Regions from separate parts of the Homo sapiens genome. Here regions 2 and 3 are each linked to region 1. A link is a loop called in an ENCODE intact Hi-C map of the cell type or tissue named here. Cell type or tissue: dorsolateral prefrontal cortex. All regions are shown on one strand.

The links. Hi-C counts contacts between places; a loop is a spot of excess contacts. Peaks named below come from ENCODE experiments on the same cell type or tissue, not always from the same donor. Only the 100,000 strongest peaks of a DNase experiment are listed, where the experiment ranks them.
Region 2: it touches region 1 in a loop (3-fold over the local background); 63 of 110 quality-filtered maps call a loop at or near these places.
Region 3: a loop joins it to region 1, with 9 times the contacts of the local background. A loop is called at or near these places in 58 of 110 quality-filtered maps.

Annotation. Positions count from the first base shown.
Region 1 is chr18:37,534,998-37,542,997 of GRCh38, reverse strand. All of the region lies in intron 1 of CELF4 (CUGBP Elav-like family member 4), which reads left to right. Among named protein-coding and RNA genes, the nearest start is that of CELF4, 27 kb to the left of the region's middle. RefSeq lists an enhancer at 2,198-2,492. In dorsolateral prefrontal cortex, CTCF peaks have their summits at 4,738 and 4,938 (motif pointing right); DNase peaks (open chromatin) are centred at 3,906 and 4,957; H3K4me3 peaks cover 989 bases; H3K27ac peaks cover 3,682 bases; H3K27me3 peaks cover 926 bases.
Region 2 is chr18:37,441,623-37,449,622 of GRCh38, reverse strand. All of the region lies in intron 2 of CELF4 (CUGBP Elav-like family member 4), which reads left to right. Among named protein-coding and RNA genes, the nearest start is that of SNORA111, 21 kb to the left of the region's middle. In dorsolateral prefrontal cortex, a CTCF peak has its summit at 4,696 (motif pointing left); DNase peaks (open chromatin) are centred at 4,672 and 6,938; H3K27ac peaks cover 2,414 bases.
Region 3 is chr18:37,338,854-37,346,853 of GRCh38, reverse strand. All of the region lies in intron 2 of CELF4 (CUGBP Elav-like family member 4), which reads left to right. Among named protein-coding and RNA genes, the nearest start is that of SNORA111, 120 kb to the left of the region's middle. RefSeq lists an enhancer at 4,791-5,351. In dorsolateral prefrontal cortex, a CTCF peak has its summit at 3,358 (motif pointing left); a DNase peak (open chromatin) is centred at 3,363; H3K27ac peaks cover 241 bases.

The DNA.
Region 1 (8,000 bases):
ATGGGGAGTCCTCATCAGTATTGGGCTCTAACCAAGTTCAAGGGAGGCAGGAGTGATGTCGTAGAAAGAGCACTGGATCTAGAGCCCAGAGACTTGGGTTTTCATGTCTGAGAGCCAGGCAATGGTCAGGGGCAAGGCATTTCATTCCTGGAGCTTGGAGCGTCTCCTAACCTGTAAGTCAAGAATAACAACACTGGCTTCATGAGTTATTATGGCAATTAAGTGAGAAAATGTAGAAACATCTAGAATAGTCTCATATAATGATAATAATCATAATCATAATAATAAGAGAGGAATTGTTAACATGTATTTATCATTTACCGTATCCCCAGCATGATGCCAAGTGCTCTAATGTGCTATCTCATTTAATGTTCCCAGTTTTCCTAGGAGAACATTTCAATTTCTGTTTTACAGACAAAGAAACAGAGGCACAGAGTTTAACTGCCCTAACTTCCCAGGGCACGGAGCAAGTAAGTGGCACAGCCAAGATGCCCAGCCATGCTCCCATGAGTCGTACGCTTGGGGAAGAGCGCCTGTGCCTATTGTGGTTAAGTACCCACATCCAGGGAGTAGAGGTCTTCATGACTGGGCTTCAGCCTTCCTAAGTGTAGATGCCACCATGGAAGATCAGAGCAGCCAGCTCGTGAAGTTCAGTGGGTGCACAGCGAGCACTCAATAACGAGTGTTTATTTATTGCTTCTGTTTACAGCTCTATTCCCAAAGTGAATTGTTTGTTTAAGTAAGGAGCATTTACCTTTATTACAGTCATTGGTAAATAAAATTATATTTGCATTTCCACAAATATGTATGAGTTTAATTAGTCTTGCAATTCGTACACAAGAGCCAGTCCAGGAAACACATTTATGAGCTCCCACTTCTACCCTAGGCAGAAGGCCTTCTCCCACAAACACCATCAGGATTGAATAATTCACTCATTCACAAACAGTTACTGATCACCCACTCTGTGCCACTGCTGGAGTCACAACGATGACCATGGCACAGAAACCTCTGGATCTCCTGGAGCTCACATTTTCATGAGGAAGTCAGATGATACATTAAAAATTAAAATTAAAAACCTGATCATAAGTGTTGTGCTGAGAATTAAAACATATGGATGAGGCATGACTGGGGCCGCTGTATACGTGTCAGTGGGGAGGGCTCCTCTGAGGAACTGACAGTGAAGCCAAGATCCAAACAACAAGCAGACATGGCGGGAGAAAGCACTTCCAGCAGAGAGAACAGCAGGTGCAAAGGCCCGGAGGCAGGAATGGGCTTTGTGTGTTCAAGAGACAGGAGGAAGAGCAGTGTGACAGGCGTGTCCTGGGGTAATGGGGAGAATTAGGTGGGAGGGGCTGGTGGGGGCAGGTTGTATCAGGCCTGGCAGGGGTGTCTGAATTGTTTTCTAAGGTTAGCAAGAAGTGTTGGAAGAGCCATGTTCCGATGTATGTTTCACAGAGATCTTTCGGCTGCTGTGTGGAGCCAGCTGCTATAGGAGAGCAGACACGGAGGGGGGCAGCCAGAGGAGCAATGGTGGGGCATGGATTAAGAAGGGCAGTGAAGGTGCGAGAAACAGACGGGGTCAGGATGTGTTTGGGAGATAGGGGTCCCAGGACTTGTTGGTGGATTGGGTGTGATGTGGGGAGAAAGAGAGGCGCCCAGGACGAATAGAGGCACTCAGTGCTGAGTGGGGCCGTTTACTGGGAAGGAACATGTTTTAGGGATGGATGATCAAAATTCTGATTTGGCCTTGCTGAGAGCGGGAGGCCTGTTAGATGTCCAAGGAGAGGCATTAGGAAGGCAGGTGGAATATGATCCTGGAGCTCAGAGTGGTGATCTGGGCTGGAGGTATAAATTTGAGAGGCATCAATATGTCATGGTATTTAAAGTCATTTATAATAGAACAAATTAAACAAGACTTCCTAGATGTGATTATTGTTCCTCCTCAGTGTGGACTGAGCATCAATTAGGTCACAGACTGTGTGATGCACACTATGAGGTCATGCATGCGTGAAGCCTAGAACAGAGGATGCTGGGAGTCCTCCTTCCCCATGCCCCCACTCCACCTCCAGGCAGGTGCTCACCCACACTGACACTGCCAGCCCTCACTTTGTCATTAATGAATGAGATAAAGGAAACTGTTCCTCCTGCCTCAAATTGTCCTGCACCATCTCACAGAACTTAGCCCAGCTCTGTCCCTCCCATGCTCCCACCTAAATCCCTCATGCTGTAGCTTCATTCCCTCCAGCCCTTGCCAGGGCCACTGCTGCTGCCCTTTCTTGGAGCATCTTTCCCAGGATGCCAAGGTTGCATTCCACGCAGCAGGGAGAGCGGGAACTGCTGTCCAGGGGTGAGTCAGCCAGATTCACAGTGGTGATGTAGGTCGCAGAGCTCCCTCCTCCCTGCCCCACTGCTGCGTCTGGAGCCTTCCCACCCAGCTTGCCCCACGATCTGTGTCCTTGTGGCCCACATATCCCGACCCAGCCACCCCCACCAGCCTGACCGTGCTGGCTCGTTTCTCTGAACCCCTAGAAGGGAAGAGCTCCTTGGGAACTTCTCTTTGGCCCCCAGAGCCATGACCAAATGCCTGAGGCAGACCGCTGGCCCGTTTTCCCTGTTTTAAAGTAAAAAAACAATAAAAGCAACACACAAAGAGAGACGCTGCTGTTTTACTTACAAATGAGAGATGTAATCATTCACCCAGGTACCTGGGAGGCTCTGGGCTGGGGCCAGGGAGCCAGTGGACGGGAGGACCCTAGGGCCACAGGCAACCTCTCCACATCCTCCTGGGTACCAGCAAGTGAGACAGGCACTTGGGTCCCCACCCCAAACTTCTCTCACAGGCACTCCAGAGCCAAGCCCTCCTTCCTTGTCACCTTGAGAGATACTCTGGGGTCTGAGCCCACAGTCAGGAGGGTGGTATTCAACTGCCCTGGTAAAGAATAATGGGGTGTCTGGCTGCAAGGCTAGGTGGAGACAGGGAGAGCTACGCACACATCAATGCATATGCACTGTTATAATTGGGTAGTTATTAATAAAGCTATGTCTATTGTCCAGCTCTCTAATGTGCCAGGCCTGCGCTGCACATGAGACCTGATCATCACCTCTCTCCATCCTCACAGCAAGCCCATGACAGCATGACCAATTTGGTAGCTAACAGCGGTGTGTGGCTATTTACATTTACATTTAAATTAACTTTATTCCAATGTAATTTAAAAATCCGTTTTTCAGTTTTACTAGCCACATGCCCAGGGTTCAACAGCCACAAGTAAAGAGGGGCTACAGTGGTAGGCAGTCTGTGCTGTCTACATAGCACATTTTCTGCATGCCAGAAAGTTCTATCAAACAGTGCGGAGAGCATTGCGTGTGCACTGACTAACAAGAGTGCATGAGTGAAGACACACACATGGGCATGTGTGACTGTCACTGGAATGTTCACACACGCACAGCACAAGGGACACAGCTGTGCATGTGTTTAGGCTGTGTGTCTGTGTGTGCACGTGCACGCGTGTGTGTGTGTGTGTGTGTTTGTGTGTGTGTGTGTGTGTGTGTCTTAGAGGTGCCCAGCCCTTGTCCACCACCCCAGGCATCCTGTTGCCTGAAGGAATGTCAGGAACAAGAGCTCTGGAATCAAACTGTCTGGCTTGGAATGTGGGCTCTCCCACTCTCTAACTGGGTGACCTTAGGCAAGTGGCTTAACTTCTCTGTGCTTCAGCTTTCTCTTTATAAAATAAAGATAATAACAGAGCCATTGTTGAGGGTTATTAGAAGCATTACATGAGATAATATGTGCAAAGCTCTCGGAGAGGCTCCCAGCACACTGTGAGCTATTAATAAACATTAGCTGTTACTGTCGTTTCCAAGAGGCAGTGTGTTTGCTGCGCAGGAGCAGCCTTGGAGAAGAGTCTGTCATGTCGGGGAGGGCGTTGAGAACCCTGATGAGACCGAGGATTGCTTCATTCTCAAGCCTGCCACTGCTTCCTGAGAGCAGCAGGGTGGGGCAGGGAGGGAGCTGCTGGGAGCAGCAGGGGTCCCCACCGGCCAGGGAAGGAGACTCCGCAGAGAGGGGTGCTGGGGTGAGGAGGTGCCAGGAGGGGAGGCACACGGGAGGTGACGGGAGGAACGGAGCAGGAGTCCCGCCTTAGCATGTTGTTTACAGCCTGGATCTTCCAGTCGGGCTCTGGGAAATGTGCTGCTGAGTGAGGGAGAGAGAACCCCGTAAGTAACTGCTCCACAATGTCAGAATTGCTTTCTATATTCGCTAAAGCACCAGGCCAGCTATTCCCTCACACTGCCCTCTAGGATCTAAAGTCTCACCTGGGAATGAGACCAACCCACAAGCGACAATTGGAATGAAAAAGAATCAGAGCAGAGGAGGCACCTGAGGGAATCACTAGTCCCAGGCAGCCATTTTAACACAAATCAATTCAACAGGTATTTGCTGAGTGAGTGCCTGCTCTGGGTAAAGACAGCGTTGTGGGTGCTTGGGGGATTCAGAAAAGCAAAAAGGGAGGAAGGAGCCTCTGCCCTGAAGGAGTCGAGAGCCAGAGAGAGAGGCTCCAGGCCTCAGCAGCCAAAGGTAAGACGGCTCGGGAGAGGATTACACACAGGAACTGGCATTTGTAATGGACTTTGAAGATGGGTGATACCTTTCAGAGAGCAAAACAAGGTCCAGAGAGGTTGGACAGCTTGCCCAGGGCTACACAGCCAGTGAAGAATCGAGCCAGGTGTGAGGTCTTTCTTCCATGGAGAGACAAGGAAAAAGGAATGCATCCCTAGGCACACAGTACAGAGAGCAGGGCCTCAGAGGTGCACACAGGAGAGACCAGGGCCATCCCCTGGGATGAGGAGGCCGCCCTCCCACCCCGCCATCCCTCTGGCCTCCCGGAAGGTCCGCCCGATGCGGCGAGAGGCCGCCTGTGTTTTCAGACGTGGCCAGCAGAGGGCACCAGGACTACTGCACAACCCGGACCAAGGAGCCGGCCGCCTCCAGAGCTGGATTCAGCGCCTGGGACTCTCCGGGGCACAGGGCACAAATGTCTGTGCCCCAATCACACAGCCCCGTGGGGTGAGCCCATGATGGGACACCAGGTCGGGGAGTCACGTCCGCGGCTTCCATGTGGAGGGTAGGGCTCCAAGGAGGCAGGCCTGGTTGGACGAGAGAAATCCCAAGACCCTCCCAGATCAGGTGGGCACCTCAGGTTGAATAAAAAAGTTTTCTCCCAGGAGGAGCTTGTGTCTGGCGGACATAAAATGAGTGTATTTTCTTTAGTTTACTTTCAGAGAAAGCAAAGGGAGGGGTGTCTCCATCTGTCACCACCTCCGGGGCTCATCCCTGAACCCCTACAGCGAAGCAAGGAAATAAAATAAACAGCCCCTGTCAGGCTCACATGTGGAGTTGGGGTGGAGACAGCAGCCTGAAATGGTCCCCGAAGACCTGTAATTTTCATGTCCTTTTGCAGAGGCATGACAGAGGAACCATGTCCTTTTACAGAGACCCGACCGGGAACTGGCCTCCCTGCCTTAATCATAAAGGCCATTTGAAGTTAGCACTCAGGTTGCCCTTTTGCAGAAAGACACCCCCAAGGACTTGCTGGGAACTCTTTCTCTTGGATAGAGAGCACCATTCTCCTCCGAGAATGCCAGGCTCTCAGCGTGTACACAGGGCCCCTTCAGTCCAGCCTGGGTGCGATTTCCCAAACTCCAAAGGAATTGGGTCCAAATTCGATTTTTCTTCTTCCTGCTCTGAGAACCAGCCTATGTTTGGTTTGGGCAGTGACAGTTTGGAGATTCAAATGAAAGTCATGATCAAGGTGGTGATAACTGAGTGCACAGCAGAAAATGTAAGGGGAGAAGACAAATACAAGAGGAGGAGGCAAATGCCAGGGACAAAGAGGCGAGGGCACAGAAGAAAGCCCAGGTAAGGGCTGAGTGGCCAGAAGGGTCGGGAAAGCCAGGCTGAGGATGGGTGACCTATGACACCCGCCAGTCGTGCTGTGGGACAGTCCCAGGGAATGTGCTACATCAGATCACATCTGTCCTTGGCTTTATGTGTAGGAATCTTGTGAAGTGAGTCAGCCAGCACCCCCTGGCAAGGTGGGGCATCTCCTCTCTCCCTTCGCAGAGCACAGCTCACATCACTGGGAGGTGTCCTCCAAGCCTCCCTCCAGGCCTGGGAGCTTTATGTGAGCGTGTGAAAGCCTGGGCCGCCTGCACACGAGCCTGTGGCTTTGGGAGATGGGGGTGATGGTGATGGCGGAGTGTGGGAGGGAGCAAGTGCAAGATGTGCGGGGACTTGCTGCCTGGGGACTGGGGCCAGGGCTCCTCCTGTCTCACAGTGCCATCTCAGGTGGGCCACCACCTCCCCCACTCCCTATCTGCATCTGTAAAATGCAAATAGCAATCTCTGCCTCACCCATCCCACACAGATGTTGTGATGCTCAGATTAGGCAAAAACGTGGAGAAAAGGCGCTAGCGAGCAGCACACAGGTGCCCTGCATAGACCTGTAGCTGGGGACCCCTTGCCGAGGGCTGAGAAGATGGCTGTTGCTCAGGAAGTTCCCTTTTAGGAGGGAGTGGGGGAGACAGGAAAGTACAAAGAAGAGAGTCAGACTCTAGAGAAGAAAGAGTTTCCAGTCCTTCAGGTTCCAATGCACCATTCGCCCTAACACCTGTCCCTTGGGACTCTGAAGACCACAAGCCTTACCCCACAACCATTCTGGCCTGTGCAGTTCTCAGCTTTCCCTGGAAAAGCCTGTTTGCCACCCCACCCCTCCCATCACCCCTCCAGGGAGTATCCTCCCACCTCCCCTCATTGCTCCAAACAGCTGTGATTCAGAGAGCGTCATTTCCAGGGAAACCAACAACAACAAAAAAATGTCCAGGCGTCAGGGGAAATTTCAACCACAATGCAAGTGGTTCCAGAGGAGCATTGATGACACCCAGGATGCAACTTGGGCTCCCAGCACTGTCAGCACCATCCTCAGAGGAAGAGACATAAACAGGACATATGTGCAGGGGCGTGGGGAGGGAGATGGATGTTCCCCAAAAACAGGAATTAAAGTTTTCAATAACATTTGTTGTTCAGCCACAAGGCCCTCGAGACTAGAGGAACCCAAAAAGAGACCAGGAAAGGTTAGCAAGGTCCTTTTTACCAGGAAGTGAATCGTGTTCTCTCTCGCTGCGTGGCCAGTGTGGATCCAAGTAGGGATCTCCACACTGTGATGGCAGGGCTCACCTGAGCATGCTCCTCTGTGGCCTGGCCTCCTGGTGGCCGCCCCTTTCCCCAGGGGTGCTCAGGGCTGGCTTGAATCCCGTGTTCAGAACGTGGCTGCTTACTATCCCTTCGGAGCTCACAGTACATATAAACGCTCTTAAGTAATACACGTGTATTACCTAACGGCCCACATGTGCACACAGGGGAGCGTGTACCATGTCAAGTGATGGGTTACGTGAACTCTTCCTGCTACTCTCATGATCACTGTAGACTAATATGATAAAGGTGGCTCCTGAATTTTGCCATATAGATCTCAGAGTTGTGTGGGGACTGGGAGCTGCTCGGAAAGTCTGCAACTTCGGATCCCTGGGCCACTGCTCTTTGAAACAGGAGCAATTGTCTTCAGAATTTGTTCCGTACAATGAATTCAGTCTTATTTTAACATTTTGAAAAGACTGACTAGGAAAAACAACAAAAAGACAATAAATAACGCCAATAAGGTATGTACTGTCATGTAGATTTTAATCTAAAGAGTCAGATTCCACCTGGTCCAAATCATACAGAGGCATTATTTTTAATTCCAGAATCACCAATTAGCTAATCCTCCATAGTCAGGGAGGATTTCCAGCATGGTGTTCTATTGTTGGAGAAGACCTGGGTGCAGGGAGGCCCACCTCCCATCCGAGGCCACACGGCAGCCAGGTGCCTAGGACTAGCCATGCCTTCAGACAGCTTCAAGGGTGAGGAAATGAGTACAGAGGACAGCTTTCCGTCAGCCTGCCATGTA
Region 2 (8,000 bases), 93 kb after region 1:
ACCAGTTACGCCCTGACTTGCATGTTCATTGTTGGTCCCCCTCCACTAGACCGTGTGCTTCAGGAGCAGGGAATTTGTTTACCGCTGTATCCCCGGATCTGGAACAGGGCCTGTCACTCAGTGGCATAGGGCTTCTCAAAGAACCCTGCAAGCTTAAATGAGTGGGTGGTAGAACTTCTCCCACCTCCCTAGAATCCCATAGCCAGCCTGGAAGCAGAGTTGAGATCAAGCTCCCAGCACTGTCATGCCCCTTTCCCTGGGCTGCACGCTTCTTCCTTTCCCTGTCCCCCATGATCCCGCTGTCCCAGTCACACTGGCCCAGTAACTCTCAGTCAAAGGCAACCCATGCTTCCCCATCCCTTAGGATGACATCCTTCCTCTTGCCTCAGGACCCAAATCGTTCTAAAGCATTCAGATGCCTCCTCCTCCTTGCAGCCCTCCCTGATCTCCAATCCTGAAGCCATCTCTTTCCTATGAACACCTAGGCTACTGAGCTGGGGCAACCAGCTGTGGGTTGGTGGTCCGGTTTTGCTACTGGCAAGCTGTGACTCAGCAAGTCATTTCATCTCCCTGGCATTGTTTCTTGGCCAAAAAGGCAAAGGAGCGTGATGCTGTCACTAAGGGTTTCCTGCTTGGACAAACCCATTGGGGGAGCTCATGAGGCTTGGGCCATGCTGGCATCAAACAGTCAGCTGGCTCTGTGTCTGCGCCTGGCCAGTGGCTGTGGCGTGTGGGCCCAGAGGGTGGGCAGGATAGCATCTGCTGGGCCATGCCATGGGAGGGTGAGTAGACACATTCTGAAGAGCAAGGTCCCAGTACCAAACGGAACTTTCATCTCCAAGGAACCAGGCAGTGGGCTGAGCACTTCTTGGGAAGCGCAGAGTCTGGAGATGGGGCACTCGAGGCTGCCAGACCCATGCAGGCAGTGGGGTGGCCACATCTATTCCTGGCAGTGCCCTTGAAGGCGGTCAGAGCAGCTCACGGCAGTTCCCGCCAGCCTCCCAGATGCCAGGACGCTGTCAGGGGCCAGCACCTGCGCAAGACGGAAAGGGTGGGGATGGCTGCCACTCCCCATCCCCAGCCAGTCAGCAAATGCGTCAGAGCTGGACATGCCCTGCCGTGGCACTGAGGTCACAGCCGGGAGGGGACAGCATAGGGCCATACCGTGTGAAGGCAAGGCCTCGCCAGGGGGCTCAGCTGTCAGTGGGGCTGCAGTCAGGGAGGCTTCTGTGCAGCCGTGGGCTGGAGGCACACCTCAGAGGACTGGTGACTGGTAGGGAAGGGAAGGACTTCCTCTGTCCTCTGCCAGCACCCAGGGCCCTGGCCCCGTCCTCCTCAGAGAACTCATTCCTGGAGAACTGCCCGGGCTTCAGGCTCCAGTCATCATGCACAAGCCTCAAGGCCTCAGTGACAAGAGACCCACTCCCTCCAGTTTGAACCGGGAAGCAAATTCCTGCTGATGTCAGCACCACTGAGCATCCAAAAGTTACCTGTAATGACTATGCGATGCTCTGCACAACTGGCCATTCGACTGCCTCATGGCTCTAGATCATTTTAATTTGGGAATCACTGAATGCCACCGTGTACTCAGACCTAGGCTTATACCAATGTGGCTCTGAGGAGAGATACGTCTCATTTGTGTCAGCAGGATGGAAGCAAGGGAGCTGCAGGGAGCCCTGGATGGCCCCGGAGGAGAGGTGGAGGTGCTTGGGGGATGGTCACCCAGTGGTGCTGGCCATCTGGCTGTTAGGGTTCTCCACTGGCTCATGTGGAATGAATGAACAAAGATGGGAAGAGGCACTGAATAAGTGAATGAATCTCCCACAAAAAGACAGGCAGTCAATAAAAACTCAGGAACATTGGCCCAAACCCGAACACCAGGGCAGGTAAGAATCAGAAAATAAAGTCATGCCCCAGATGGGTAGAGGGTGCAGACACCCACCCCTCAACCCAGGGCCCATGTGGCATCACAGCTGACCTGCAAAGAGGGCTCTGAGCCCTCCAGCAGCCAAGGATGTGCTGGGTGGGCCAGGGCCCCTGGGGAGCTCCTGGAGGCTGGGGAGCGAGCCTGCACAGAGAAAGAAAAACGGGTCGCTCCCTCCAGCTGCAGGAGAGGAAGGCCCAGTTCGGGTCAATGGGGATTGGAAGGGGTGGTAAAGGAGCACGGGGTGCAAGTGAGGCCCCGACTCTGACAGTGAGCACTGGGGAACTGTGGGAAGTCACCATCCTTCCCTGTGCAGTGTCTGTAGTGACACCTGAAGCCCTTCCCAGGGCTATGGGGAGGATGCAACAAGATAATGCACTCAAGCCGCTTCACAAACCAGCATGTGAGGGTGAGTCTTGTAATCAAGAGGGAGCCTCTCTGTGACGTGCTCTGGATCACATGAATTTGGATGCCAAGTGTTTGGTGATTGGCTTCTGGGCTCCAGAGCCCTTGGCCCGTTGGCTGCACAGGCACCCACTGTGGCATTTCATTGGCCTCACAATAATGAGACCCTGCCCTTTATCGGATTATTTTTTTTTTCTTTTCTTATTCCACTTTTAGCGACTATGGCAGGATTTTATTGCATCTCCTCATTTCTGCAACTGATCACACACTGCTGGATAGTCAAGGAAGGATATTTTAATGGTGAATGAATGAGTGAGTGAATGAGTGAAATCACTCCTATACTTGCCAAGGATCTCCTATTTGGCAGAAGCTCCTTGAGGGAAAAAGAAAGGCCAGTGTGTCTTGTGCAAATTACAGGGCTTTGCACACAGAAAATGACCAGTAATGTGGTACTGACTTAATTGTGCTGCCCAGCAACACCATGGTCTTCTCGTGAGTGGCTCCTGACACCTGATAGACTCTCTGAAAACAGGCTTGACAGTGAGGGATGAGGGGAGAGGAGAGAGGGAGCTCAGGAGAAGGGAGAGGTAGAGAGAGGAGGAAGGGTGGGAACCAAAGAATAAATGATTATTTGAATGATTAAAGAAATATTAGCTAATATTTACTGCATGCTTGCTGTGTGCCAGAAACTGTGTCCAGTGCATTACATGGACTCTCATTTAACCCTACACACTGGGGGCTGGGACCATCTTCCAGGTGGTGAAGCTGTCACAAAGAGACCAGGGACTTTAATCAAGGGTATACAGCTCATGAGTGGTAGAGCCAGGACTCAAATATGAACCTGTGGAAACTACAGTCCAAGCCTTTCCTGCCCTCCCTCACACAGGGAGCCCAACAGCACCCCCAGTTGAGGACCCTGGGGGGCTGCATTGGTCACCCAGGCCTGGCTCGACCCCTCCAGGCTGGGGCTGTGTCACTGGCCTGGAGAGCCCCTGGCCTACAATACAAGGTCCTTGATCTCCAAATCCATCCGTCTCTTGCACATGGGTAATGAGGGTTCAAAAGTGTGGCATGGCTGTAGCATTTATGCAGTCTGCAGACCCTCCTCATCACATGCACAATCCACCTGGACACAGCCCCACCACCCACGTTAGTCCGCTCCTGCTAAGGCAAAGCATCCATGTCTGTGACCTTCTCTGGAGCAGCAACCGCAAGCATGAGGGGAGGATGGCGCTAACAAAGCCTGGGTCAAAGTCCGGGCTCTCGCCACTCTGAGCCTCCTTCTCATTCTCTGTAAGGTGGAGATATTAATACCTGCCTTGAAGGGTTGTGAAGAGGATAAAAGCTGGGTCCACGTGGGGCCTGGCATAGCGTAGATACTCAAAGGGTAGATGATAAGGAGGAGGAGGATGGTGGTGGTGGGAGACAGAGAAAGAGACCTGCGGGCACACAGGCGACATGAGGCTTCCAGGCCTCCCGTGGCCATTTCCCTGTCTGCCTTCTCTGCCTCTTCTCCTCTTCAGCTTCTCAGGGGAAGCTCTATGGGAGACACGGAATGCATCGGACTTATGCCTCCCTTTCTCTTTTGGAAAGAGTTGCCTTCTTTCCAACTGTCCCGTCCCTCTGCCCCTCCCTGGGCCTCTGCCTCCCTGCATCTGCCACCCCATCCTTGCGGGCATTGTCTTCATGCCTGCCTCTCTCTCCCTGCTCCCCCCTCCTCTGCTTAATCATCTTAATCATTGTGTCCTTGTAACTCAGCCCCAGGCTGTCTGGCGGCAGCACTACCCCACGAGGTGACAACTCTGAGTCACACACACATTTGGATGCCAGCACTGTGACTACCGACCCCAGACCCCAGCTGCAGGCCCCAGACACCCCTCAGGGACTCAGCAGCAGACCCCAAACCCAACTCAGGGACTCAGCCTACCGAAACACCGAGAAACCCTTCCAGGCTCCATTTCTGCTCCCCTGGGGGAGAATAGAGAAACAAGACCCTGGCCGCGCTCTCTGGGGCAGGATGTCCAGCAAAGGGCTCAGACTGGCCCCTCTGCTCCCGCTTCTGCAGCCCAGGGTCTCTGAAGTGTGGTGGGGAGGGGAGGATGTAGGATCCTAGTCTCTCGCCAGCCTTTCTCAGCCTGTCCTCAGCACCAGGCCACCTAAATCAGCCAGAACTAGAGGTGCTGGTTAAAAGGTAGGTTCCTGGGTCCTGCCCTCAGGCTATGTCTTTAAAAAGTGCACCAAAGTTACAGTTACATGCCCCCTCCTCCTTTCCGAGCAGCCCCACCCAGCCTCTGTCTGCACCTGAAGCTGGCAGGCTGTGTGTGCCCTTCTGCAGGCCGCAAGCCCAGGAGCCCGCGTCACGCACACAGGATGTTCCAACAGCACCCTCTCCTGGAAACTCCCTTTATTTTCTGAGAGTCAACTCAAGTTCTTTTGGTGACCATACCTAGTGTCTCTCAGAATCTTACTCCGGGAGGGAGGTACGGGGAGGCAGAAGGGAATGGGGAGCCTCGTCTGGAGGGCCCCTCCTGAGCCTGTCGGGGCCATGGACAGTGCAGAGAAACACCCCATACCCAGGAACTAGCCCACCCCTGCACCTCCCCACCTCCCTCCTTCCTCCTCTGAAACTGCATCGTTCGCGTGTGTGTGTGTGTGTGTGTGTGTGTGTGTGTGTGTATGCATGCTAGAGAGAGAGAGAGAGAGCATGTTTCTCTTGGAGAAGGGCAGCTTTGTTTATTACGGCTGTAACCTTGGCTTTTGGGTAGAGCAGGGCAGTGGGAATCTTTGGAGCCTGGAGCAAAGAATTTAATATTCATAAGTGACCTCACCATAAATGGAGTCCAGCACCCCCGAAGGACTCACAGATGATGCCCGCTGCCTCCTCCCACGGTTGCCTCTCTCAGGGAGTTCGTCAAAGCGTCCAGACACAGCTCCTGCCCGGCTGCCTACAGTGTCTCCAGACCTATCTCGGGCTCTGGACTCCTGAGCTGCAGTCCAGGACGGGGATGCTAGGGGGGATCCACCCCTACCCACACAGGGGGTCTATACAGGTGCCTGGATACCAAATGCAGGGTAAGCACCCTGGGGTCAAGAGAATGGGCTCAGGGTCAGGGTCTCACACATAGTAGGAACTTGGGACATCAGTATAGTAGGTTCTGATCGAGCATTTTGCATATGTTAACTCATTTAATCAGCACAGCAACCCCAATTACAGATGAGAACATTGAGGCAGGGAGAAGTTAGTAACTGGCCCCAGGTCACACAGCCAGTACGTAGCAGTGCTGAGATTCAAGGCCAAGGATTATAGAGCGTGAGGAGAATCTCACAGATACACGTCAGGCCCATATTCAGTTGCAGAAACCTCTAAATTTTTAGCATCTATTTTAGAGCTTGACACTCAGAATATGCACACTGAATATTTGTTGAATTGACATCTCGCTGGGCAGAGTGAGCAGTAAATATCTGGCGAATGGAGGGCGGATGAATTATGCGCAAAAGGGATTGAGCTTGTGAACACAGAAGGAGGCTCAGGATTCCATGTCAGTGACCACCCCCAGCCCCGACACAGAGAGGGAGAGGGAGAGGGAGCCGAGGAATCAGGGTCTGCTCCCCACCCTTTCATACCAATGAAGATGTGGGCAGGGAAGCCTGGACCCTCTTCCTGAGGCCTTCCAGGGGAGCCTTGGAGCCACTCTCCAGCCATTCAGGGATGAAAGCCTCCACCCACACTGATGATGTCATTGTCCTGCTTTGAGAAACGCTGGCTGAAGCCCCTCTGCCAAAACACTTCGGCACATGCACACACTTCGGTGGTGGGGAGCTCTCTCAAACCTTGCAGCAGGCCATGGGCCTCCTCTCCTGCCAGCCCAGGGCCTTTATGCAGAGGGAGTGTGCTAGAATCAGTATGGGGTAGCACAGGGCAGATGGTGCAGTTGGGAGACCCTCCCCCCACTCCCCTGTTTATCTAACCCAGAGCCTGCCTCTTGTGTTTATTTTTAACAAGCAGAATGATGGTCCAGGTCTTTTCTACTTTTCCACTTTTATAAGCAAAGGAAGGAGAAGAAATAAGTCTCAGGAGGCGGAGGGACAGAGACAGGCTAGGGCGTTGCCCCCTGTGAGGCTCTAGGGTTTAGCTCTAATCCACAGAAGACACGTCCCCTTCCCAATCCCATCCCCACTCCCGTCAGGTTCTCACCCTCCAGGAGCTCCCATTTGGGAAGACAAAAGCTACGCACTGGAAACAAGTTGCCCCTTGTTTGGCCACACGTGCAGAAGTCAGGGGAGGCTTAGGGATGGGTAGAATTTTGAAAGCAAAAGGTAGTGGGAAGTAAGGGTGCAGACAAGACTAGGAAGATAGGTGCAAACTAACCCAGAAGGCAGTGTGGTTGGTAGCAGGTACTGTGTAAGAAAAGGAAGGAGAGCTTAACAGGACGGAGAGGGGGAGATTATGGAGCCCTGCCCAGATGTTCCTTAGAGAATTCTACAATTGCAAGGCGCCTCCGTAAGACGTCTTGTTCATTCCCATACAGGTGGCTCAGGGTTCCACAGCCCTTCTTGCAGACTGTGCTACCAGCGGCCGAGCCTCTTCTTAGCAACTGTCCAGAGACGAGGCACAGCACAATCTGTTTCCTTGTATTGGAAATGTGCCCGGTGGACTGAAAGCAACCTTCCCGGGAGTCGCCATGTGGACTTCCCATGGGCTCGCTGTGCTGTTTGGGCCAAGCCCCCTTCAGCAGTAGCATGCACTGTGATGACCCTCACCCCAGCCACCTTCCCTTCCTCAGCTATTGACAGCCATCCCTTCTCCCTTTCTAGAGGGTATCTTGGCCCACCCAGCCATTAATTTGCAAATGGGCCATTTCTGCTTCAAAGGGAAAAAAATTTTTTTTCTGAGATCTAGTTTTTAAGTATTCTCAAATGACTAGTGAGAATCAATCTGAGATCTAAGAGTTTGGTGCGTATTGAGTGTGGATTCTCAACTTCCATCTTTATTTCTTTATGTCACGACTTGGCAAGCAGGTGGATGAATGTGGGCCTGGAGGCATGGGTCCCTACAGAAGCCATGTTCGTCATTTTTTTAATTTGTTCCTTCCATTGAGCTGCTGCTGCTGATTTTTATCCCTTTCTTCTCCTCCTCCATTCACCCTCCCAAAGCCCCTGGGTAATTCATCCTTTGTCCACAAGTCTGGCCAGGCCCAGCTTTGTGCCAGCAGGAGCCAGTGGGGCACCCAATAAAGGAAATGCCCCAGGTAAAGGGTGACACACCGTGTCATCTAGGGTCTTTGCGGTTTGGGTGACGCACTGTGTCATCTAGGTTCTTTGCGGTTTGGGTGACGCACGGTGTCATCTAGGGTCTTTGCGGTTTCGGTGACGCACCGTGTCATCTAGGGTCTTTGCAGTTCAGGTGTGGAGATTCAGGGGAGTTCTGAGGAGGGGGAATGGGTGTGAGTTGCAGTCGTCAGGAGGACTTCCTGAGGGAGGAGGACTGCACTGGGCCTTCAAGAATAGAATGCTCCCCAGGCCACAAGCCTAGTGGTGAGTGGGGAGGCAAGCTGGCTGCCACTCCTGAAACCCTGGGTGGATAGGTGTCCCCTTCTGTTTAATATGCACCTTCCCCAAAAGAGGGTGATCTTGCAAGATAGAGGGTGACCACAAAGCAGATGGTCTGACT
Region 3 (8,000 bases), 200 kb after region 1:
CTGACTTCCTCATCCCAGCGGTAGCATGAGACATGCTGCCCCCATGGCTGCCCCAGGCTTCCTCCCTCCTGCCAGGCTCTGCCAATCCCCCAGGGCTTCTGCACAAGCAGCTGCCATTGCCCAAACCCCTTCCACCTACTCCTCCCCAAACTGACTCCAATCCCGAGCCTCGCCCTCAATAACCACTCCTCTGCGATGCTTCCTCCAACTGCCCATTTAACTGGGCACCCCTTTCTTCTCTGCCCTGGTTCCAGCAGCACTTTCCTAACTGAACATGGCTCATGTACCTGCCCCCCACCTCCTGGCGTGTCTTCATCCACACAAAGAACCCGACTAGGTGGTCCATCCATATCTGGTATGTACTAGGTGCTTGCTGAACCCCAGTCGCAGAATGACTAAAACAAGTCAATTCTAGGATACCAGCTCTGCAACTGGCAAACCTGCCCTGCCTCTGTCACACTCTGCATTCATTCCCCACTTCTCCCCTGGAGCCTAGAGCTCTTTTTTCCCCCTGGGCTCCCTACAGAGGCTCCTTCCCTGTGACCTATAGCATTCTGGGTATGTCCCCTCCCAAGGGATATGCACATTGGAGGGGACCAGTGACTCATCCACTAAAGTGATGCCGGAATGCAGCTGCACTAGACATTGGGGCAGGCCAGTTGGAGGAGGTGGGGGCAGGCACTGTTCTTGACATAGGGAGCCCTCATCCTCCAGCAGACATAGAAGGAGGCTGCAGGCTGGTCCCTGCTCCACACTACAGAAATGGCCTCTGTGGCGGACCAGCAGGACAGGCACAGCACGGTTCTCCCCAGGAGGGCGCCATTTGGAGTAATCAGTTTTTTAATTACTAGTAATTAAGTATATGTAACCTGCCCAGCTGCCACTCCAGGAAATGGGACAGAACTCCTGGGGGCTCCGGGGGCCAGGCATGCACTGGGAGCCTCAGAGCCCATTCAGCCACCTCAGCACTGAAGAGGGTGGGTAGGTGGGTGGTTTTGGGAGTGCTAAGGTATGCAGGAGAGACCCAGGAGACTGGAGAGACCTCAGCCTCAGGGTAGGCTGTGCCTTTCTATATCAGGGGTCCCCAGCCTCCCTGGGGCCTGTTTCCATTCTCCCTTCAGCCTAGAGCAGCAGGACACCTGCTCAAAAGGTTCTTGAGGTGGGGTTCCCAACCAGCAGCTTCCTCCCCCAGAGCCTCCCAGGCCTTCAGCCACTCCAAAGGAGTCCTCCACTGAATTCCCCAGGCTGCCACTCCACCCATAGGAAAGTCTGCCCCACCCCACCCCAAAGCACTCAGTTCATTTTAATGTCTACTGAGCATCTACCATGTGCTGGTTGCTGCAACCGAGGTCTCTAAGGCCATGCAGCCATCCCTTAGGGGAGCCTGTGTCCCCCACCCCACCCCCGACACCCAAAGCTCACAGAGAGGCTGGCTGTGCCCAGGGCCCAGCTCTTGGCTGCTGGTCTTACCCTCTGTTCTGCCCTCTCCCTGCCCCTCTCTCCACTTCGTCTCTCTCCCACTCCTCCACCTTATGATGCTGTCTTGCATTTAGGGTCTTTTGCGGAACAATTAAAATGAGTGAAGGGAACCTTCTTGCTTTCTTGCAGTTCTTCTTTGGGGAATGGGCTGGTGTGGGTAGCCCCTGCTGAGATGACACCTGGCCTAACCTAACGATCCTTTAATTAAACCCATCCTTATAGGAGCTCTGTACACCAGTCCTGGGGACTCCAGCCCCTCCAGAGACAGAGCCTCCCGAGGCACCCAAACTTTTCTGTCCGCCTCCACAGCCATTCTCCAATTCTCCACCCCAGCACATTCTACATCCTGCAAACATGGACTTGGGTCATCTCTGGACAAACAGGAAGTGGGTTCTGGCAGGTGGAGCAGAACTGGGGGCTACAGGCATTGATGGGATCAGGGAGGGCACACTCCCCTCTTAGAGTCTGCAAAAAGGGCAAGGATTTTCATGTGCATCTCTAGGGGGATGAAATCCAGGATGCTGCAAGGCCACCAGCAAGCTGGGCTGCCAGGGCGTGTCCCCTCCCCTTGCAGCCGTTCCCGTCATCTGTCAAACAGGAATGGTGACAGCTTCTGTCTTCAGGTTCACGAGCGTCTGCATGCCTCTGAAAACCCTCTGCCAACATGTAACATGGGGTTAGTGCATGGATAGCAAGACATGATGAAAAATACAGAAAGCTGTGCACATATGCATGGTGACTCTGGCTCCTTTTAACTCCAAGGGAACAAGCTTTCATGGCTCACACCAGAGCCTTTCCTCACCTCGGCAAAGACCAGTTCTTCCAGAGTCTACCTGTAGTTTCTCTTGCTATAGCCAAGGTATAATGCTACCTTTCAATACTTCCTAGAAAGCAAATGGCTTAACTTTGGATTTTAAAACCCAGGGAGCCACTGTACTCACTGTTACTTCTTTCTCCCCTGACCCCCTGTCTCTGCCCCGTGGCACCCCAGTGCTGTGGCAATGCCTGCCAAATTTCCAGGGAGTCACTTGTTCTCTGTTTCACGGGTTGTTCTGTGTTTCACGGGTTGCTTGCCATGTGTAAGCCACGTCTGTCCTCAGCACTTGCTCTCTGGACCCCATGGGGCAGGTCAGTGGGGAAATGTGCTCCTCAATGATCTGGTTTTTACCTGGTGTTACTGTGGATGCCCAGCCCCATCCTACCCTGCAGAACTCAACCTCTCGAGGAAGGCTCCTGAATGAGCCACATCAAGCCAGCAGTGGATGAACAGTGTGGAGCTGACAGTCCTAGGCAATGGGTGATCAGAAAAGGAGCAAAATGGGGGTAAAAGGTTGATGCTAAGAGATCTAATGGGCTTCCTGGAGAAGGGGCTTCTTAGACAGAAGTCTCTGAAAAATGGGGAGGAGTTTGGTTGCAGAGAGACCATTCCTGGCAAAGGGAACAGCCAGGGTGAAGGAGGGAGGGAAGAACCAGCCGTGGTGAGGGGTACCAGAGAGTTGGAAGTGGACAGCCTGATAGGAGTGAAAGGTGAGGGTTTGGGAGTGGGGAGTCTGGATGGGGTCTGCTGCAGCACATGTGCACACTTGTCTGCACACGTATTCTTAGAGAGCCAAGGTTCGCAGGGCACGGAACACGAGCAGCATCCAGCTGTCATGGCAAGGAGGAGGATGCAGCATGCCCAGACTGGCCACTCTGAATACACGCACAGGTGCCCAGCTTGCAGTCAGGCAGTCCCTTCCTGCACTCCTACATATACACACGCACCCCCACATATACACACGCAACCCCACATATACACACATATGCACCACATATACCAGGGGTGGGATGGGAGGTGGGGAGGCTGAACACAAAGCCGAGCCTGGCCGGCAACCCTTAGACTGCACCCGGCTGCCATCTGGTGGCTGTATGCAGCTCTGCGCCCTCTAAGATTTCAGGATTTTGGAGCCTTTGGGATGTCACACCCAGAAGTGGCATCCCCCTCCCCACCCCGTGTCTACACACACACACACACACACACACACACACACACACACACACACACAGAATCAACACCCATTCTCAACACAATGGCCCACACCCAAATGCACACAGGGCCTCACAACAAAACTGCTGCAAACACAGGGACACAGACGCAGTCATTCCCATGCACACTTCTTTTCTACCTCTTCTCACCAACTAAAATTCAGAAAGTAAGGGTAGAAGACACTGCTGCTAGCCCAGCACAGGCATAAGCACAGCAAGCTTCCCTGTGTTTCCAGAGGCCTTGGTCTGTTCTTAGCACACCAGCGATTCTCACCTGTGGTCACACGGTGCACACCCTTCCAGCTCCCACATCTACCTGCCGCCCACACGTTTCATTTCCAGGATCTCCTCCTTCAGTGTAAGGACGGGAATGGCTCAGTGGGCAACTCCCAGTGGGGGTCATGTTCCCACAGACACCCACATGCCATGGGGACCGCCAGGGACATGACATAGGGGTTGGGGGGGACACCACCCACAGAATCCTTCACGCTGCAACCCAGGGGGCTTCCTTGCACTAATGGGAGTGGTGAGATTCAACTTTTTTTGCATTAGTTTTTGTCCCATGTAGCTCACAACACATCTTTATCTACATTAGCTCAATATGGATTATTATTTCCCCCATTCTTTCCCACATGGAGGCATGGAGGTTCAGGGAGGTTAACTGGCCTAGGGTCACACAGCTAAGAGATGCCTGCAGGAACCCAGGCTCCCCCACTCTGCTTGGACCCTGGCCTGCACTCCCTGGGGAGACCTGAGGCCCAGTGGAGCTGTTTCCAGTCTGGGATGAGGAAGGGGCACAGCTGCAGAGCACAGGGGAGGGTGGTGCCCACTCCTCACTCCTGCCCTCCACTGCCTCTCAGAGGCCTCTCACCCTCCGAGGCAGGCCCCCTTCCCCACCAGGCTGCAGCATCAGGAAACAGAACATGGGGTCACTTTTTCTGAGCCCGGCTCTCAGACTGTTCCACCCTTGCACTCTCCAGGCCTAACCTGCTCAGAGAAGGTTGCTATCTTTATGGGGCCCTAGGGACTGCTGGCAGGAACAGAAAACTGGGGAGGAGGTGGAGAGGCTGCCATGTGCCCAGCGTGTGTGTGTGTGTGTGTGTGTGTGTGTGTGTGCATGTGCTGTTATCTTTCCCCAATCTGAATTCCTATGTGGATACAAAATGGCCACAGCCCTACCAGGACACAATTGCCAGGGATGGCTCTAAGAGACCAAGTTAAGGGGCTGGTGGAGAAGAAAAGGTTGTGTGTGGCACCAAGGATGAGCTCCACTGTTCTCCTGTCCTCCACCTGAGAGGAGATTGGGACACACACACACGCACACACACAACACCAAGCACCACAGACATGCAACCTGCAGACATCCATTTACAGATAGATCACAAACAAGGAGAGTAAGCGAGTCTTAGCAAGGAGACCCAGATGAGTCAGAGAGTTGTGGGATTAATCAGGAGAGACTTCCTGGAGGAGGAAGATCTTCAGCCTAATGGCATCAGGGATCCATTAGAACGATAAGTGCCTGCTGTGAGGCAAGCATTGTTGGATTGAAACCTTCACCATCCTAGCTCCTAGGAGCACTTCCTTTTGTCATCATACACTCCTAGAGTCAAAAGGAACCTAAGTGGTCACTGGCCCAACTCCACCCCAGGCAGGGTCCCCTCTGGAGCATGCTGGACAGCAGCCCATAGGTTCTGCTGGATAGAGCACAGTCATGGGGCAGAGGACACTCTGAGCTTCCAGGCAGCCTGTGCCCATGTTGGACCAGGAGTTCCTGCGTGAACTGTCTGCAACGTCCTGACCCCAGAGCCAGGTGGAAAGCCCTTATGCCCTCCACTCACTGCCTTCCAGTGGGATGCCCCTGCACCTGCTCAGGCTGAGTGGCCCCAGTCTCCTTTAACCCTCCTCATGTAAGGTGAACATACTTCTCCTGTGTCTGAACACGCTGCATATTTTGACCTAAATGCCACATCCCCATGTGGGCTGTGGCCCAGACCACTCCCACTGTCAGCAGCACATCGCATGCTGAGCTAGCTGCCCAGTGTGGGCACTTTCCTCCCAGTCTGCCCCTCTGGGATCCCAGGGCTGCTGATTACACAGACCAGAGCCCAACCTGCTGTCCCCTCCAAGGCCCCCTGGGAGGACACACAGCCACACCCATGGAGCCTGGTTATTCAAACCATGATGAATCCATTTCCTGCACATGGTAGCCAAATCCTGCCCTGAAACCTCACTTCCTATCTAAGTGCCCTACTGAATCCTCACTGGGGAGTCTGAGTGGTTGGTGCCCTTCCCTGCTCACCAAGGTGGTTCTTTTCACCATCCCTACTTTAAGCAATTATTCTAAAGAAGAGAAGTTAGGCATTTCCTGTATGAATGGCTGGGGACTGAACAGTGGAAGCTACAAGTGGCTCAGACGTTAGCTTGATATCACTGAAACAATGTCGAATAGATGAAAACAGCTGACTCATGCGTGGAGTGAGCCTCCAGTCAGCAGAGGCATTCAAACCAGGGTTGCCTGTGAGATGCTGCCAGTAGCTTGTGCCTGGTAGGATTAGAGCCCTTGCATCTTCTCTGTGTCTGTGATTCACTGTCATTGTCAACTACATCAGCATGGACACGTTCTTCAAAAATAAGACTTCTTTAGTTGTGACTATCTGAGAAAACCCAACACACCTCTGCTCAGGGATCTCAGGCTGGCCGCCCCTGGTGTAGAAGACAGAAAGCCCACTGACCACTGGGGTCCACCCTCAGGCCTGTGGGACTGGGAGACGAGAGGGAACTCAGCCCAGGAATGGTTGTTGAGTGAATGAATGAACAAGAGAATTAATGAATGATCAGCCACAAGACCATGTCCCCACTGAAGCTTCTTCCTGTCCCAGGCTCATCCCCAATTCAGAGAACCTACAGGCTCCCCTTGGACTCCCCCACTGTATTAAGACCCAGCCCAGGACCTTGTGAGGAGCACTGTCATGTTGGTCTGGGTACCCCAGTGACATTATCACCTGCTGGAGGAGCCCCAACTCAGTCAGGGCTGAGCCCAGCCCAGCTGGCAAAGGCACAAGGCTGAGAGCTCGGAGAGCCACTAACCAGCTTCTCACTCTCACTTAACGTGGCATTTCTGAGGTCAGGATGGGTGCCCCAGCCTGGTTGTTGGCTGCACTTCGGCAAGATTTCCTGAGGCTGGGGTTGGTAGGAAAATGTGTGCGGACATTTTCCTATCAGTGCCCCCCAGGCTGGGCATTGTGGTGGGAGTCAGGAAAGGGGGAGACCCCATTTCAATCACATGACAATGGAAGCTGCTGAGGCTGTTAAGGAGGAAAGGGCTTAACGCAGCCGTGCTAATAAGGATTAATGCGCTGATGGCAGGTGGGGTGCACTCTATGGGGGAAACAGCCGGACACACAGAACCCCAAGTCACTGGCAATCCCAAGGCTGGGAGTGGCTGCACCTTGGGAAGTTCAGCGCCTACCCTCTCCCCTTGCCTTTGCCCCCTGCCCCCCTCTGCTATGTGTTCATTCATTGGCAGGGGCATGACCATGCGTCTACACACGAGAAACCCAGCAAGATGCCTCCCAGGCCTTTTTTTTTTTTTTTTTGAGACAGAGTCTCAGTCTGTCACCCAGGCTGGAGTACAGTAGTGCGATCTCGGCTCACTGCAAACTCCACCTCCCAGGTTCAAGCGATTCACTTGCCTCAGCCTCCCATGTACCTGGGATTACAGATGTGTGCTATCACACCTGGTTATGTTTTGTATTTTTAGTAGAGATGGGGTTTCACTATGTTGGCTAGGCTGGTCTCAAACTACTGACCACAAATCATCCACCTGCCTCAGCCTCCCAAAGTGCTGGGATTGCAGACATGAGCCACTGTGCCTGGCCACCTTTCAGGCTTTGCACACACATGACTACATGTATGAGCACACTCATGCTCACACAAATGCATCCACCTATCCATCTGCATGGACCCACATAGCCGAGCTCTGGTGAGCATCCTCCTTCCTCCAGGCGCAAGCCAAGCCCCCACTTTCTGGTCAAGGGATCCATTTGGGGGACAAACACTCTCCCTCCCCCATACAGAAGCAGTGGCTTGCCAGCAGGGTAAAATTTATCATCATTATCCTAATATCATCTCCAGGCTTGGCAGTGGCAGCAGCTAAAGAAAATACCAAGGCTTAACTTGGGGTGTGCAGGAGAGAGAGGCAGGAGATAGGAAATATGATTTATGATGGAAATCAATGCAATCATAATACTTTGTGCTTATAAAATTGGGCTGCGCCTCCTGTGCCCACACAGCCCGCATCAGCTCTGCCTGTCAAAGGAGGCTAGGAACCCTGGGCTCTGGGACCAGGATGGATGCAGAGACCCAAACGATGGCCATTGCCCATCCTCTTGCCTGGTCTTCCTTGGGGCAGTGGGGGTTCAGGGCATTGTCCAGAGAGAAAGGTGGAGGGAAGAAAAAGGACGTCAAGCTGGCCCTGGGGCACAGCGCTGGGCATG